2 separate regions of the Homo sapiens genome follow, and region 2 is linked to region 1. Evidence: chromatin loops called from intact Hi-C (ENCODE). Cell type or tissue: ascending aorta. All regions are shown on one strand. Each heading gives the region's core, and the rest is flanking DNA. Links, peaks and the distances in the headings are about the cores only. Region 1 has its middle 96 kb from the start of NGF. Region 2 holds the start of NGF-AS1 (NGF antisense RNA 1).

Region 1 (9,174 bases), core at 781-8,780:
ACTTATCACTTCATGTGAGTCTATTGTGTGAGCAGCCTAATCTCAGCTGCCCAGTATCTTGTACTGCAATCAGTAACTGACCATGAAGAGAGAGATGGAGGAGTCCTGACTGTCTGAGCCCTAAACTGTTTGTCCTCTTGGCCTGGGCACCAGATGTGTGAGTGAGCAAGCCTCAAGGGGATTCTAGTCCCCAACCCTTGAACCACAGCAGTCCATTCTGAGTTGGAGCAGAGATGAGCTGTCTCTTCCAAGGTCATGAACAAAATGAAGTTTGTTGTTATTTTAACATTACTCGAGTAAAACCCAAGCATATCTATGTATATATGACAATTTCCCAGCTACGTCCCACGTAGCAGAGTGATTACTAGAGCTGCTGAACCTGACTGGGGGCTTCGCAGAGGCTCCTGATGTAGTGAAAAATGAAGATGGGTCAGAACAGATTCATAAAAATTATGGTCTATTTTAAACATCATATAATGAATAAATTAATATTTTATTTTAAAAGTATAATTGGATAATGCACAACATAGCCCAAGGATTTATTTAAAAAAAAAAAAATCGCTGGTGATGCCCAAGTGACACAGCTTAATGATCAGACACATACTTTTAAGGTTGTATGAGTAACATCTTGTTCCATCAGTTTCTCTGTGACTGTATAAGCTCATTTGGAAATAACATCCGAAGTCTACGTTTGAGATGAAAGTGAAAAGTTGTGAAAGTGAGTCCTGGCTTGTTGGGCCAGGCCTGTGATAGCACTGAGCTGGATGCTCTGGTCTGCTGCACCGAGTTCCAATGCCTGATCCTCTGACATCAGGTGGCTGCATGGCCCTCAGGAGGAGACCTTCTCTGAAGCAACACCTGCAGCCTTTCGGGCTCTGGGCTTCCTCACCCACCCTCAAACCCAAGAGAGCTGCCCTGCACTGCTCAGTGTCTGGAGAGCTAAAGAGCTTTTTCCCCTCTTGTCTTTTTACTTTCCTAGCCTTACTGCTAGCAGGTCTCAAGAGTTCCATTATAAGCCATTGTTTTCTTTGTTCAGAGCCTTTTAGTCTCTCCTACTGTAAATAACAACAGCGACTAGAACAATTAACATTTGTGCAATTGTGCACATGTACCCTAAAACTTAAAGTATAATAATAAAAAAAGCAGCAACAATAAAGTATAACAGACAAGTCAGCCAGCTTTAACAAAAAAAAAAAAACATTTGTGCAGTGAATTGCAGTTTGCAGAGCACTTTCACAGACATTCTCTTAACTGAGACTCACATCAAATAAGTCATTATTATTCTAAAGTAGTTATTATTATGATTTCAAATTTACAAGCAAGGAACGAGGCTCTGAGAGGTGAAGTGCCTTGTCTGAGATCGAATAACCCGTCAGTGGAGAAGCCTGGAGAGAATGCAGGTGTTCTGAGTCTGACCTTATATTCCGTCCATTCTGTCAGCTGCGCTTCTGTGGGTAGACAGAGCGGCACCTCTGCTTCATACACAAACAATTATGGTGATGATTGTTGTCATTGTTCACCAACTTGGGCTCACTCAGTGTACCTTCATTTTCTTTTCCATGACAATAATTTTGTATTTCCAGAATAGGATTATGCAATGGAAACTTCCGGGAAATTAGATACTTTAAAACTCACTTTACCCATTAGTTTCTATTTTTTATGTTTGAAATAAAATAATAATCTAACATTTACTGTAATTATAACAATAAACAACAAAAGTTTATGGTGTTTAACAGTTTGGTATTTAGCAGTTTACAAGGTACTTTAACATACATTAATTCATTTGGTTTTCACAACTGCCCAGTAAAGTTAATTGAAATAGTATGCCTATTCTTTTTTAGAGGAATAAGAGGGTAAATGCCTAGTTCACATTCTCTCAACAAATAAAAGCTGTCCTATGATTTGTATTCAAGGTTTTGGCCTTCCTCTGCACCTTTTTCAGTACCTCCAGCATAGGGTAACTTGGAGTGAGAGAGGGAGGGTTGAATTTGAATTCAGCCTCTGACCATTATTCTGTGTCCTGGGGCAGTGCTTCTGAAACTTGAGCACTCACAGGAACCTCCTGGAGAGCTGAATCCTGGGCCCTGTCACCCAGATTCAGTCTGCCCAGGGTGAGGCCTGGGCATTTGCATTTCTAACAAGCTTCTGGTTTATATTGCTATTTCCAGCCTGTGGAAATACACTTTGAGTAGTTCTGACAGAGAGAAGATGATGCATCTCTCAAAGCCTCAGCATCATCATCTCTAAGGGGGTTAATAGTGCTACCTGCCTCACAGGGTAATAATGAAATAATGTGCATAAAGGCCTTTCTAAACGACCACAGGCTACTAACGTTATTATCCACTGCTTACAACGCAAAATACAAAATACACTTGAAAGTTGAAAGATCACATCAAAAACTTTCACAGCTCTCAGGGGTGCTATTCACATCATATTCTATGCACTGTTGCTCAGAGCTGTGCAACATGATGGTATTGGCTAAATGAGAACCACGATATTCATCTTATTATTATGAATTTCTAGTGTGGGATTCCACTCTAAATTCAATCCAAGCTAAGGATCCCTACCTCCCCAGGGAGAAGGGGTATATCAGCACAGCATTCATCTTATTGTTATGAATTTCTAGTGTGGGATTCCACTCTGAATCCAATCCCCAGAAAGAAGGGGTTGATCAGCACAGCTGGTAGTGCCTATGTGGCTGCTTCATTGTCCTAGGAGTGGAATTACACCTTCCTGCATGTGAGAGGGGGGCACTCACAGGGATGGGCAGGAAGAGGGGAAAGAAAGGCACTCTGAGCTTCCCATCCTTACCCACTGCCACTTCCCATCCTTACCCAATTGCCATTGTGAGCTTCCCTTTTTATATGAGCCTTGGCCAAGCAGCCAGACTAAGTGCAGATTTTTTGTTTCTCTTACTTTCTCTAGTCCAGGGCTTACTGGGAGACTTGAGGGTGCCAAGAAGTGGTCAATGAGAGGGAAAAGGAGCCACAGCAAAGGGCCCCTCAAACCACATGTTGGTTAATCAGCCTCTGAGTGAGAGAAAATGAGCCCCACAGGGATCCATTTATTCTTGAGCGTTGCAGTCTGACAGTGTTGGATCTAAGTCCCAGCTCTGTCATTTATTAGTTCCAAGGACTTATGTGAGTTGCTTTGCCCCCCTTGAACTGAAGTTTCTTTACTGTAAAAGAAGATGAATAATATCCCACTACCCAGTGCCCTCAGTAAATGACAGCTCTTCTTCTTATTATTAATGTTCATTCAACAAGGATTTACTGTACATGCTCTATGTGCCAAACAATATATTAGGCACTGGCCATACAGAAATAAACATAACATTGTGCCTGTCCTGGAGAAGTCTACAGCCCAGTGTGGGAGACACAATTAAGCACGACACAGGTCGCAGGTGTTATTGTCAATACAAGTACAAGGTACAGTACAAAGGAGGGAAATTGGCAGAGGGCAACAGGATTGTGCTCCTTTGGAACTAGTGGCCTTCTGATTTCTCATTTCTGTCCTTCCGTTTACCCTCCCACATCTCAGGAGGAAAATCCAGAAATGCACAGTTTAAATGATAGCTCAGAATAATCATCCTAGGTCAATATTCCTGAGCATCCCAGATCTGCTGCCTGACTGAGGCCTTGCCAGCTGAAAACAGCATCCATCAGCGGTGAACTTAGACTATCCTCTCAGCATCCCCCATCCATGCAAGGCATCTCATTCAGGTTTGGAAAGTTACAGCCTGACACAGCCCTGGAGGTTTGTTTGACTCTTTTTTTTCTTTTCAAATGTTTCATTTCTTTCCCTTTAGGATCTGTGCCCTAGTTGTTCTGGGAAACTTGTGACCTCTCTGTGTTTTTAATTAGAAGATGTCATTTTTCCATGGCAACCTATCTTGATGTCCCAAATAGAGAAACTGTAAAATCAGTTTCCCTATGAAGGGCCAAGCAGTTGGAATGGGAGGCTGCCCAACGAGTGCTGGTGCCCAGGCCTGGTGGCTCCACCCCTGGGTAGGGTCCCCTAAGCAGAAGAACACCACCAGGGTCTCCTGCTAATGTAGACCTGCACCATAGTAGCCTCAGCTGGAACCCTCTTGGCCTGAGTCCATAACACCCAGTTCTTGATGGTTGTTTGGGAGAATCTGCACTTTCTGACTGGCATGGGAACAAACCATGTGAGCCATGAACTATGGTGTCTCCAGGGCCAATAGCCCATAGGTAATAACTTACAGAAGCCAGAAAAACATTGATGGGAAGCAGTTGAAACCAGCCCAAACTCCATGGTGACCAAAGTTGAACTGACCTTCTCTCCCCAGCACCTCACCTCCTAAAGGAATGAGTAGCTTCAGGAAATGATGAAGGAAATAAAGAAATTACGTCCACTCTTTGCAAGTTAGCAATAAGGAAACAGTAGTTAAATCATTGGGCAAAAAGTGGTTGGTTTCTAAAATAACACCCTAAATTTTGTAATTCTGGTTTTTTTCTTTTATTTTTTAAAGGATTATTTGCATTCAGAAAGGCAGACCTAATGATAAATGAAAGTCACCCTGACCACAGAGATTATATTGATACATGTTTAAGTTAAATGGTAAAATGATGTGCTGAATCCTTCCACTACACTGATCAAAATGGAAGGGCGTCACAAGGAAACAAAGGGATCCCCTCATTCTGTGTGTACCCTGTCGAAAACCCACAAGGTGCTAGGCTCCAATAACAACAGCTAACTCTTGTTGACTGCTTATTATTTCCAGGAATTGTTCAAGTGATTTATATCTATTCATTACACACTCATCACAATTATAACAGCAGTAGTTTTCTCTGCTTGTTACATGCCAAGAGCAGTTCTAACTACTTTCATGTGTAATTAATTTCATATTCACTATCATCTTCCTAATTTGCAGATCAGGAAACAGGCATAGAGGGTTGGATAACGTTCTCAAGGTCACAGTCTGGAGATGAAACCAGGCAGTATTGGCTCCAGAGTCTGTGCCTGTAGCCTCTGTAAGTACTACTTCTTCCTTCTTCATGTAAGAAAGTTTCTGGAATTAGGGAAACATATTTGACATGCTAAGTGCATTCCCATCTCAGGACCTTTCGCTGGCCGTTCCCGTTGCTGGAGTGCGCTTTCCTAGGTCTCGGCTTGCCAGGCTCCTTGTCATCATTCATGTCTTGGCTCACTCATGCTTCTTGGAAATGCTTTCCCTGACCCCAAGTCAAAGCAGCCCTCTCTACTGGAAGCCCCAGCCTCTTCGGCCCATTTTTTAAAATTTTAGTTCCTTTGGAGTGCCTTTCACTGCCAGAAATTGCCCTGTTTCTTTATTTATTCTCCCCCCACTGACTAGAATGTAAGTTCCATGACTGGTGTAACTGTTCTACATCAGATAACGCCTGGCACAGAGTTCAGTGCTGTATTAGTCCATTTTTTCACTGCTGATAAAGGCATACCCAAGACTGGGAAGAAAAATAGGTTTAGTTGGACTTACAGTTCCACATGGCTGGGGAGGCCTCAGAATTATGGCAGGAGGCCAAAGGCACTTCTTACATGGTGGCAGCAAGAGAAAATGAGGAAGATGCAAAAGCAGAAACCCCTGATAAAACCATCAGATCTTGTGAGACTTATTCACTACCACGAGAACAGTATGGGGGAAACCGCCCTCATGATTCAAATTATCTCCCACTTGGTCCCTCCCACAACAGGTAGGAACTACAGGATTATAATTCAAGATGAAGTTTGGGTGAGTACATAGAGCCAAACCATATCAGGTGCTCGATAAATACTTGTTGAATGAACAAATGGAGCCTATTAGTAATGATTTTGTCTTGAGCACCAGTTATAATGATGATAACACAGCAGCAGCACCAATAGTACTAATTGGTACTATTAAGTGTTTATTATAAACCACATATTGTGCTAAATATGTGAAGTAGACACTGTTATTGCCCCATTTTGCAGAGGATGAAACTAAGACTTAGAGCAGGTACATGTTGCTGGTGTCACCATGAAGCCAAGAAGCCCTCAAGAACATATGTATATGCCAAAGTGTAGAGGATGAATTTACTGTTATTGAAGCAAAGGCCGCAGGCAATCCCTGCACACCACGGTGAGCCTCTGTGCCTCCTGGGGCTTCCATTTCCCTCTCAGAGGTAAGCAAGTGAAAACAACTAGCACCCGTGACTAGTGGGCAGTTGGAACTCAATAAATATATCTTTCCTTCCTCCATTCCTTGGTGCAACTCATCCAGTATTTATCCCCTCAAAACGTCCTGTGATCTCTGAATGTTTGAATTCCATAGCCTCAAATTATGCCCCAAACTATAGGTCACCTGTGGCCAGATGGCTCGGTCTTTGGTGTCATTAGAGAAAGGATGACTGAAAAGTACGAGGGAAAAGCAAAGACCAGGACAAAGATTTCAAGGAGGGAAATAGAAACAGAGTGTGTGGGAGGAGAGGATGTTGCAAGAAGCAAGAAGGATATAGCAGGAAGAGCCTCAGCTGAGGAAAAAACAGTGCTGTCCACAGAGGTCATGGAGGACTCCACGTGGAAGGGAGTGCCTGGGAAGGGTGTGGCATTAACTGGCTGACGTTGCTGCAAGCCTGCAGGGCTCTTGTCCTCGATGGGACACTTAGGAGCAGATCGGGGACTTGAGTACAGTGCATCCAGCAGAGCAGTGGCCCAGCTGCACCTGGCAGGAAAGCCCTGCCCTGGAGCACCAAGGAGCACAAGGGTGAGGAGGCTGCGGAGCCCTGGTCAGGAGCCGGGGTGCCCAGTATTGGTGTCTGGTCCTGCCCTCATGCCCCTGACGCCACACTCAGCTGCTTTTCAGCTCAGGGAACACCTATCAGGCCCCTCTATTTCAGGAGACTTTCCTGGGTGATGAAAGCGTGAAGTAATAGCCAGCATTGGAGGTCGGTGGGCTAATCAGGTTTGAGGGTTTACTTATTTCACAGAATGACTGTGGTAAATGCACAGATTTCTGTTTTCTATAGGAGGGAGATATGGAGAAAACTAAGCATCACTTATGAAGCGCAGGTCCCTTCTCCCTTCAGGCACAGAACACTTGAGACAGCCAACATTCTCGCGAAGCACCGCCATGGGAGGGTGAATGGCACACATAGCGGAGGGTCTGTACAGGTCAGTGGTGACGGGCCCTCCCAAGGGCTCTGCTGCAGCGGGCTTCAGTCTGCACTTTGACAAGATCTCCATCTCAGGTAATCCCTGTGCACATTCAAGTCTGAGAAGCGCTGAGCTAAAACATTACCACTTTTCAAAAGCACTTTTTGAAACCCCAGGCAGAAAAGTCCTCAGATTTTCACTCACATACACACAGAGATCTCCACGCGCTTGATAACCATCATTCAGTCATGCTTGGGGTTCTTATGAAGGAGAATACATCTAATTATGCTCAGGCTAAACTTCAGTGTTCCCTAAAATCCTAATCTCAATCTTTCTCTCTTTACTTCTTCTTTTGAATTTAATTTAATGTTTAATTTTTGTGGTTCCATAGCAGGACTATTCTCTTTACTTCTATCTCTACCTCTTTTGAGATGTTGGAGACTCTCTCACTCCAGGAGTTCTCAATCCTGGGTAAGTTAAGAGAATAGAGCAGTTAGAGGTATAGGCTTTGGAATCAGAAAATCTGGGTTTTAGTCTTGGCTCTGTTTCCTCTTGGCTGTATGAAGGTAAGAAACTCATACTCTCTGGCCTTAGTCTTCTCACATGTGGAATGAAGCTAGTAGAAACACCTACTTCATGAGGTTATAGTGAGAATTCAATTAAAAAGGTACACAAAGTGCTTTCACGATGTAAGCATCCAATAGCTGGCCACTGTTGCTGTCATGAAGATGGTGCAAGACCTCAACGCTGTCGCCTTGCTCTTTCATCCCAGGAGTATGTGCTGCCTTACTCATCTGTCGGTGACTCATCATGTGTCCTTGGAAACCCAACTTAACAACCAATTAATCTTCTAACAATGCACACTATGACAGGAGACATTTATTGGTTAATCTGGATGAAACATATTAATGAAATTTTATGGCCATCCCCGATGTAAAAGATTTTTTAAAGACTCATTTCAAATTTCTCGTGTTGAGCTGATTTAGGATTTTATTTTATATTTATTTACAAGAGTATTTACTTTGTGGCAGTCAGTGGGTGAGACACTGGGCTTGCAAAGGTGAGCAAGATATGGCCCTTATTCTCAGGCAGAACACAGGGTAATGGGGAACAGGCATATAGACAAGGAACTGGAATAGCTTAGAACATTTGTGCTGGTGGAAGCATGACAAGTTTGCAGGGCAGACATAGGAGAGGGCCTAAGTCAGAACTGGGGAATAGGCAGGGAAGGGGGTTTTTGAAGACGGAACTAAATTTTAAGGTAGGACAGACAAAAAGGAAAAGAAAGTGTGTCTGGAAAGAGGGAATAGAGGCATAAAGAGAGAAAGAGAGAGGAGAGAGAGAGAAAGAGAGAGGGAAGGAGTGTGTATGTGTGTGTGTGTAACTTACAATAATGTGGTTTTGCTGGTTAGTGGATGAAAGACAGAAGTCACATCATAAAGGGGTTTAGATTTCACACACAAGAGTTTAGTCTGTAGCCAGTGAGTGGCTACTGGAAAATTTAAGCCCGGGGAGTTGTGGGGTGAAATTTGAGTTTCTGCAGGATCCTTCCAGGGATTGTGTGAGAAATGGAGAGTGGAGTGGACTGGAGACAGCTATAGCAGAGAATGGAGAAAGAGAATGGGAGGGGAGAAACAAGGCAGAACAGAGGGATAGTCACAAGACAGAAATGAATCAGCCTCGGTGATTGCTGGATATGGAGGTAAGAGAAAGTAAAGTGTTAAGGATGATTCTTGGTGTGTCAGAGAGGCCCAGCAAGCAGCTGATTGTGTGAGTGCAGCAGATTTTGATCTTTGCTTCCACAACAACTGTTATACTCTGAATGTTTGTGCCCCTACCCCCTCCCAAATTATATGTTGATATCTTACCCCCAAGGTAATGGTATTAGGGGTGGGGCCTTTGGGGGTGATCATGAGGCAGAGACTTCACTAATGGAATGAGTGCCCCTATAAAAATATTGCAGAGAACTAGCTAGCCCCTTCCATCATGTGAGGGCACAGTGAGCAGATGTCCATCTATGAAGGAAGTGGGCCCTCACCAGACACCAAATCTGCAGGCACTGTG
Region 2 (9,174 bases), core at 865-8,864, 150 kb after region 1:
GAGGGCAGAACTAGCTTCAAAAGACTAGTTGATTCGAGATCCAGGTATGGGAGTCAATTGCACAGAAATTTCGATGGGCTCCTTAGAAGAGGAGGAGCCCACCAAAGGAGAGACCAAGAATGAAGTGGGAACCTCTGGTAATGGGGAATAGGGAGAGGTATGTCCCTTATGTCCATCGAAACCCTTTTATTTAGTTAATTTCATTTTCCTCTTGAAATTCTAGCAAGTGTTACTAATTTGGATATAAGGGAATGAATTTCAGTTTTCTTTCTTCTCCTTTAATGTATCTGATAAGAGATATTATGTACCGAGAAGAACAAAGAAGTGAAACATGAAAAGGAGCAAAAGTAAAAGGTTTAGATTTGCTGCCAACTGAATATTCAGTCCGCTAAGAGTTGACCGGACATTTATCTGCAAGACCATTAGCCAACAGATCTGGTAATGGTCAAAACCCCAGATATGCCATTGCCTCCTTTGCATGGTCAGCTGGAGAACTGGAGCAAACAGAAACATTCTTCAAAGAAACCAAAGAGAAAAGAATTTGGTGATTTCCTTCTTGGTATCTCACCAAAGAGCTGTCTATTTCCAGCTGAATAAAAGCACAGTATGGAGGAGAAGAATGTGTTGCCTTAAAACAGATTAGAAAAGCAGTGTGTAGCCATATGCACAAAGGCCAAAAGAAACCACACACTGTGATGGAAAGAAGGCAGATGGTGAGCTTCTCTTGCCACTCTCATTCATTCTTTCTTTCATTCATTCTCCTTAAATTTTTTGAGTACCTACTACATGCCAGACACGGCAACTGGCCCTGGAAATATTGAAATGCAAATTGTGCAGCTTGCAAAGCCCTCTCAGGGAGACAGACAAGTTAATGATTATCCACAACCCTAGGAGAGGTGATAGGGTTATGCACAAACTGCTGTGGAATACAAGGGATGGAGTGCCCAGATACACAAGTGGATGAGACACGGCTCCACCCTCGAGTATCTCACAGTCAGGGTGAGACAATAAAAATGGCTTTGAAGGAGGTCTGAGAGAGGTAAAACCAGCAGTAGAAAGCACAAAAGACAAAGTCCTTGACCACAAGGAGACAGAAATAACTCATGATTTACACAAATTTTGTGAGAACCTACTTCATCCTAACAACTACTCTGGGAGATAGTGTTTTTTGCCCACCTCCGATCAATGGGAACGCTAAGGCTCTGGGAAATTAAATGGGTTTCTTCTGCTAACAAGTAGTGGAGTAGGAATCCAAACACGATTTTCTAACCCCCAGACCCAATGCAGAGTTCTTGTCATTACACTGATTTAGTAGGAGAGAACACACACACTCACACTCACATGAACACACACATATGCACATACAATTACGCTATTCTGAAGTGCAGAATGGCAAAAGATCATTTTTGATTGGAGTGATCTGAGAAGGCTTCGAGGACTAGGTCGTATCTGTGTGGAAACGGAGCAGAATGACCCATAAGAGTGGGAAGGAGAGATGGGAGAAAGGATAGAATTGGAAGTTTGTAGAGCACTCTTACAAGAGATATTTCTGATCCTACCAGGAAGATCTATGGAAGCTTTACAGAGGAGCTGACGTTTGCTACACATCTACAAGTATGCATAGGAGCTCCGCGGAGGCCAGTGAGAGGCCCTCCAGGAGCAGAACTAATTCCACAATTACTTGACCAAGTTGGGGGATTATTTGTGGGGTAACTGCAGTGCAGTATGGAGTCCTCTTGGGGACAGTTAGAGCCATACCATTTGATCTATAGTCACATAAGAACAAACAATAAAAAGAAAAGACATGCTTAAGAGTGAAAGAGAAAGGGAGGGAGAAAAGAAGGAAGGGTGGATGGAAGGACACTAGCTTAGTAAGGGGTCAACTTTGGATTCTATTTCTGGTTCAGTTTTCATTTGTGACTTCAGTGCTTTAGTGTTAGTTCATTTTCTGTGAATCAGTTTCCTTATATGTGAAATAAATATGATAAATCCTAATTGAACTCACAGACTCATGAGAAGATAGAAGTGAACACATTTTAAAAACATCACACAAAGAGGAACTATTATGTGGTCCACATTTATATATGTGGGGTAGCGTCTGAAGAGGTGCCTGGACTAAGATGGTCCCAGAGCCACAAGGTTTTTGCCAAACATGACGCTTTGTGAATTCATAACAAGGGCTCCGAGTCACCAGATCTTAGAGCTGACCCAGTGCACTGTCTGAAAGGGGGTACCCAGTTCTGAGGCTTCAAGACATGTCCCCAGCAGATCTTCCCCGTGCCTTCCCAGAGGATTCAAAACTGTTGAGCAGGACGGCACCATCACATCAAGGCACAAGTGCCAGGGAGAGATGTTAAACTCTCCCCACCGGCCTCCCTGGTACACACATGGACACTTACCACCTCCCTCAGCCGCCTTAAGCTTCAGAGAACTCAAAGGACTCTGTAAGTGATGTCTCCAAGCTCATATCGAACTACTGGGCAAAATTTCAGGGGCTCTGTCACTTCCTGGAGAAGCTCGGATGGGGTGACCACACATCCATACTGCCTGAGTCAGCCCCGGGTTACGCCTGTTGTCCCGGTATAACCATTGCTAGCACACCCTTTCCCTCTCAGAAGTGCCCCGGTTTGAATGAAACCTCTTCGTGATCCCCTTGGGAGGTCAACTCTGAGGGACCCAGAAACTGCCTTTTGACTGCATTTAGTACTCCATGAAGTCACCCTCATTTCTTTTTCATTCCAGGTGCATAGCGTAATGTCCATGTTGTTCTACACTCTGATCACAGCTTTTCTGATCGGCATACAGGCGGAACCACACTCAGAGAGCAATGTCCCTGCAGGACACACCATCCCCCAAGCCCACTGGACTAAACTTCAGCATTCCCTTGACACTGCCCTTCGCAGAGCCCGCAGCGCCCCGGCAGCGGCGATAGCTGCACGCGTGGCGGGGCAGACCCGCAACATTACTGTGGACCCCAGGCTGTTTAAAAAGCGGCGACTCCGTTCACCCCGTGTGCTGTTTAGCACCCAGCCTCCCCGTGAAGCTGCAGACACTCAGGATCTGGACTTCGAGGTCGGTGGTGCTGCCCCCTTCAACAGGACTCACAGGAGCAAGCGGTCATCATCCCATCCCATCTTCCACAGGGGCGAATTCTCGGTGTGTGACAGTGTCAGCGTGTGGGTTGGGGATAAGACCACCGCCACAGACATCAAGGGCAAGGAGGTGATGGTGTTGGGAGAGGTGAACATTAACAACAGTGTATTCAAACAGTACTTTTTTGAGACCAAGTGCCGGGACCCAAATCCCGTTGACAGCGGGTGCCGGGGCATTGACTCAAAGCACTGGAACTCATATTGTACCACGACTCACACCTTTGTCAAGGCGCTGACCATGGATGGCAAGCAGGCTGCCTGGCGGTTTATCCGGATAGATACGGCCTGTGTGTGTGTGCTCAGCAGGAAGGCTGTGAGAAGAGCCTGACCTGCCGACACGCTCCCTCCCCCTGCCCCTTCTACACTCTCCTGGGCCCCTCCCTACCTCAACCTGTAAATTATTTTAAATTATAAGGACTGCATGGTAATTTATAGTTTATACAGTTTTAAAGAATCATTATTTATTAAATTTTTGGAAGCATCCTGTGTGCTGATGCTGGTTATTTTTTTTGAGTAAAATCATCTGCAAGTCTGAGGAAGATGCAGGGGGAATTGTCTGAAGCACCCCCTGGCTCCTTCTAAGGCCCACCTGTAACCCTTACCCCACCCCCAGCCAGTGCTGCAACTTCAGGAAAGGCTAACTGGTTTCAGATATTAGCCTAAGCCAGGCATGATTAGCAAAGGAAGCCTGCTGGATTGCAACTTTGTTCTACATTCCAGAGCCAAAGCTACCTAATCATTGGATTACCTGCCCACGGCCTGGAAGCATGGGCCCTGGTCTCCTCCCTTGGAGAAGTTAGTGGAGCCTCATCAGGAGGCAGATCACCACTGGGCATGGGGCTGCCCTGGCCTCAGAGGCACAGTCTCAGTCCTGGGGGCACTCGATAGACAGGAAGAGGCTTGTACCAAAGATCTGTGAGCTGCTCATTTGTAGAGGGAGATGTGCTGTCTGGAAGAGTTGTAACAGAGTAATCTCACGAGGCCTGTCAAAGTAGATCTGGTTTCATGTTCAGCTGGCCTTAGTACTCGTTTTATCCCTCAGCAGCCTCCTGCAGAAAGACTTCATTACCCCAAGAAAACATTAGTGCCTCCGACACTCTTGCAACCCACTAACAGCCACAGTAGCAACTTCCAGGGGCCCCACCATCAGCCCACAGCCAGGGAAGCCAGAGACGGGAGAGAACTTCTGAAAATATTTTTATTCTTAATTGGATGATTTCCATAAGTGACCAAAGGTGACTGGGGCCGTGGGACCTGCAGAGAAGAGGGTGGGGCAGAAAGACTAAGTAAATGGAGTAAGAACCAAATAAACCTGGAGATGTGGAGGACAGGTGGGCCGGCAGGAAACCACGGCTTTCTGCTTCTCCCAAACAGGGGAAATGAAACAAGGATGACAAAGAGAAGGCCAGAGGTGGATGTGAAGAAGGGGAGGGGAGGACAGAGCAGGAGGAGGAGGGAGGTGTGATCTCTCATCTTTACCAGCACTCTCCAGCCTCCAGGAAAGTTAGCAACCTGGGTGGTTCTTGTGGGGCTTTTTGGATGTGCTAATAAACACTGACTCCATCCAGAGCATCTTAGGAGTGAAGGTGACAGAGGGACTCCAGGGTTCAGCCTGCAGCAGGGCTCCACCCAGCCTCACACGACCCCCTTCCCCTGCAACTTTCATTTTGTATTTTCCTTGAAGCCACAATATTCCCCCAGACAGAGCACTTATATTAAGACAGAAAATTTCCCCTCCTATCCATCCTGTCTCCCCCCGAGGATGAAATGCCTACACTGGTTTTCAAGAGAACAGGCCCAAATTGTCCATCCGAGAAAAGAGCAAATGGTCTTATTCATTCCCTCTGTAATTCTCGCTGTCCGGCCCCACCTCCAACGCCATCCAAATAGGGCAAATTAGAAACGTAGGGAGCTTTGGCATGAGAGCCATTTGATTAGGGTAGAAGTATGATGAAATGTGCCCTGTTTTTTCTATCAGAGCCACTGCAATTGGAATAAAGGTTTATGCTCAAGAAACACCAGCTAGAACATTCTGTGCTGAGATTCTAAGTGAGATAAAGGCCTCAGGGAGGAGCCCTCCCAGTGATCTGTGTCTGTGACTTTTACTGGGGTCCAATGCCAGTGGTCTCAGCCGTCCTAGGTGCCCCTACAAAGTTTCTGGGTGGCTTTTTTTCTCTTAGGACTGGACTTTGGGCCTGGGATGTGGGGAGAGGAGTGGAGAGGGAGGCCTTCAGGAAGCTCCCCATCAGGAAGGTTGGCTTGTGAGCAGCTACACCAACAAAGAGGGTCCTGGAGTGCTGCCCGCGGCACTGCAAGACACTGGGACATCTAAAAAATGTCTTTGGCTCCCCTGGGCAGCCGAGAGGGAGGACCGTCTGAGGGAGCACGAAGGCTGAGGCCCTCACTTCCATGTGGGCTGCTCTCCTGCGTGTCCGGTAAGAGGAGGGCCCCTCATCCCAGGAACACCACCACCTTCCCAAAGGCAAAATCTGCTCTAGGCGGAAACACTGGAGTCCCAGCGTGGGAGCCAATGTTTTCACACAATATAAGGGATATCAGTTTGGCTGATCGGCGTCGGAGCCTTCCAAAAACAACCCCGCGCCCGGTGGTTTCCGCAGCTTGGGCTCTGCTCCCACACACGGAGGGGAGCCCTGGCTTTCAGACCCACCCGGGCTGCCCCAGAAAGGCTGACCGGGGTCGCCAGGGCCCCAGCCACTTGAACACCAAGAAAACAGCTTCAAACCGCCCACTATACTCTGCTGAGGAGCGGCAGCAGCACATTTTGCAAAATTTTCCTTCCTGTGCCTCACTGAGATTTTTCTGCCTGGGTTCCCCAAAAGCCCAAAAGGTGAGAGCAGATCTGACTCCTCTCGGCAACTTCGTTTGGTGGAAGGCGTCCTCCACCACGCCCAAGAAAACTAGCGCCGGCCCTGGCTGTCCGCCCTCCTAGCAAGGCTCAGGCCCCGGCCTGGGAGACCGCAGGGTGCCTGACTCTGGGGTACACTCAGTTGTCCCTCTGACGCCCTCCAGCAACCAGAGCGCCAGCCTGACCCCTTCCCTGCTAATAGAAAGCCCACCATGGGGACAGAGTTTCAGCAACAACCCAGCAGCTATTTTCATTTCCGTGAATCAGGAGTGTTCCTCCTAAAAGCCTTACCACTTTCTCCTCAGCATCATCCACATCATGGGAGGAGGATCCGCCCAGAGCTGGAATAGAGGACAAAAGGGCACCCGGGTCTCGTGTCCGCCCTGTCCGCTCCTTGGAGGAGAGACAGCTGGGCAAGAGAAGCGGAGCCGAGTGGAAGTGTGGGCTATGGAGAACCCAGGGGCCTGGGAGTCTTTCTCGCACAGGCCTGAACGGAACAGTGGGAGGCAACGGGTGCTCAGAGTTGAGGTCATCAGCCAAACCCAGCTCCGAGGGAGCAGCCCAGTGTCATGGTACAAACTCTGGGCTTGGTGTCAGCAGAGCTGGGTTCTGGCCCCAGCTCCCCCATTTCTATCTGTGAAACTTTGGCAAGCAGCAGTTCCTCTTTGAGCTTGGTTCTTGCAGCTGTGAAATGAAAATAATCATTCCTATATCCCAGAGTTGTGAGCATGAAGCAAAACCAAGTATTTGAAAGCAAACAGTCCAGTCCTATGCAAGTGTTAGGAAAAGTAATTTATTCCAAACTTAACCATTCCTGTGTTGATTATAGGAGAGAAGCAACTATGTTGGTGCTCACTAAATGTTTGTTTATTGGCACATGTATGGATTGGATAAGGGAAACCCTCTGGTCAGTGGACATCATGGAATATAGATGTGGCATAGCCAGGCCATGATAGATAGATAGATAGACAGATAGATAGATGATTGATAGATAGATAGATAGATAGATAGATAGATAGATAGATAGATAGATAGATCAGGCATAGCCTGCTTTTACCAGGAGGTTAAAAGCAAGAATGGCAGCTATTCAGCTTCAGATGCCTGAATCCGGGTTCAGATAGGCCACCTGGATTCTAGTGATTCCAGCATAATGGTAGGCTTTGGAGTCAAACAAGTACTTCTGCTAAGGCTGTGTAACCTTAAGCAAGTTGCTTAACATCTCTGACAATGATATATGGAAACTCTGACGATTTCTTCATCTGTGAAATATGGATGATAATAGTGCTTTTCTCAGAGGGCTGAGAGATCATTTAATGAGATAATACACATAAATATACAAAACTACCTAGCACTTAAGAAGTGTATAATAAATTTTCGTTTTGAAAGGTAGATTAGCTGAGAACCCCTAAAAGGATGTTGGAATAGTGGAACAACTTTCCACAAGGCAAGGAAGATTATGGACAGTTTTATAGATGTATCCTAGGTTTATTCCATGACAAGCAATGCTAATAGTGACCTTAGCGTTTATTAAGAGCTTGGTATGTTCAAGGCATCGCACTAAGCACTTTATGTGGTTTAGCTCAGGTAAGCCTCTGGGTTCTAAGACAAAAGACTATCTTAAGGCAAGTGTCGGGGAAGGCTGTGCTTTCTGCTTATGTGTATCAATGCCAGAGAAGTGCTCCACAGTTCCCTGGGATGTGTTTACTCCCCCAGCTCTTGGTAAGTTTATAAACCATTGGCTCTGAAAGTTTCCATGTGTCAAGCACGTGGGATCTGTTTTGCTCTAATTCACTTGGGTTTGCAACTGAAAAGCTGTTACCTTCCCAAAGTTCACCTGGGTGTGTGAAGATGGCTCAGGGGGTCCAGCGCCAAGAGTAAGTTGGGCAAATCTTCCCTCCACCACAGCAGCCTGCAGAGAATCCCTCCAACCCAGGGATGCTCCTTAAAGTCAAGGATGCAGCACATCTGTGTTTCTTCAGCACCTGGACCCAATCTTGCATGTGGCAGGCAATCAATGTCCTAAGGAAGGGAAGACAGAACTTAGTTTCCATCTTTTTCTCCATCCCCACCATCCACAGCCTATCTCCTCCTATCCCCGCACCTACCTTGTGTTAGCCATAAATGCGTTAATGGTCTCAGTTGAAAACAGGGTCCTCCCTGAGGCATGTGACACATCTGGGTAATTTTCAGAGGCTGGTATCAAGAGCAAGATCAGACCATCAGGGATAAAGCCTGGCCTCACCCATAGCTTGGCTGAGTGACACTGGACAAATTACTTCTCTCTCTGCACTGCAGTTTTCTTACATGTAAAATGTAGGTGAAAATAAGAGAACCTACTTCATTGTATTGTAAGGCATTTGGTCCAATGTTTGGTACATAATAAATCATTGTATATGAAACATATGTAAATATACAGTACACACAGCTACATATACATATATGCACAGAAATAGACACAATATACAAACATACACACACAAGGATAGTGTGTGTGCTTATGTGTGTGTGTATATGTGTGAATAACCCCTGGAAGCTAAGAAGCAGCCAAGAAGTGCACATTCTACACTCACATGCACCCACCCACTGACTTAAAAGCACAGTGCAACATACAAATCCATCCAATAAACATTCTAAACAATGGCTACAGTAGTAAGAAGTAATCCAATGGAAAGAGTAAGCCAGGAAAGACTTCCTGGAGGAAACGATTTTGAACTACGTGCGGAAAATAAGTTGAGTGAAATTATTGTCCTGTGCTGAGACTTACTCCAGAATTATGAACAAGGTAAAATCCAACCAAGAGGCTGCCCAGCCCCAATGGGAGAGAGACCGCTAATAGAATTGAGAGTCTCTGTCTGTTCTCTCACTTCATTCTGAGCTACAACTGGCAGAGGAGTTAGTTTCTCCTGCAATTACAGACCTTAGAAGAATTCAGAGAATAACCCTGTGAAATCCTGTAGGAAGACACAGTTAAAGTCCCCATATGGTTTTCACAAAATCTTGTCTCTGTTAAGACCAAACACCAAAGAGCTGGTCAAATATCTTCCTGAAGATGGGGCCTCCTCCAGCCATATCAGCTGGGTTTCCTCGATCCCCAAAACAAGAAGAAAAAAAAGGCTCTCAGAGTACGTACCATGCACCCCTGGCTCCAGGGGGAGA

The links. Hi-C counts contacts between places; a loop is a spot of excess contacts. Peaks named below come from ENCODE experiments on the same cell type or tissue, not always from the same donor. Only the 100,000 strongest peaks of a DNase experiment are listed, where the experiment ranks them.
Region 2: it touches region 1 in a loop (2.7-fold over the local background); 2 of 110 quality-filtered maps call a loop at or near these places.

The regions. Positions count from the first base shown.
Region 1 is chr1:115,429,673-115,438,846 of GRCh38, reverse strand. No RefSeq gene overlaps it. Among named protein-coding and RNA genes, the nearest start is that of NGF, 96 kb to the right of the region's middle. RefSeq lists an enhancer at 6,740-7,240. In ascending aorta, for the core only: no CTCF peak of the experiment used is centred there; DNase peaks (open chromatin) are centred at 5,136 and 7,862; H3K27ac peaks cover 1,671 bases.
Region 2 is chr1:115,280,376-115,289,549 of GRCh38, reverse strand. It overlaps NGF (nerve growth factor), which reads left to right. Exons shown (of 3, transcript NM_002506.3): 3 at 2,743-3,633. The coding sequence starts at 2,755. The coding sequence ends at 3,480. NGF-AS1 (NGF antisense RNA 1) reads right to left here and starts at 6,516. Exons shown (of 2, transcript NR_157569.1): 1 at 6,310-6,516. In ascending aorta, for the core only: no CTCF peak of the experiment used is centred there; DNase peaks (open chromatin) are centred at 5,119, 5,579, 6,127 and 6,509; H3K4me3 peaks cover 1,761 bases; H3K27ac peaks cover 3,911 bases.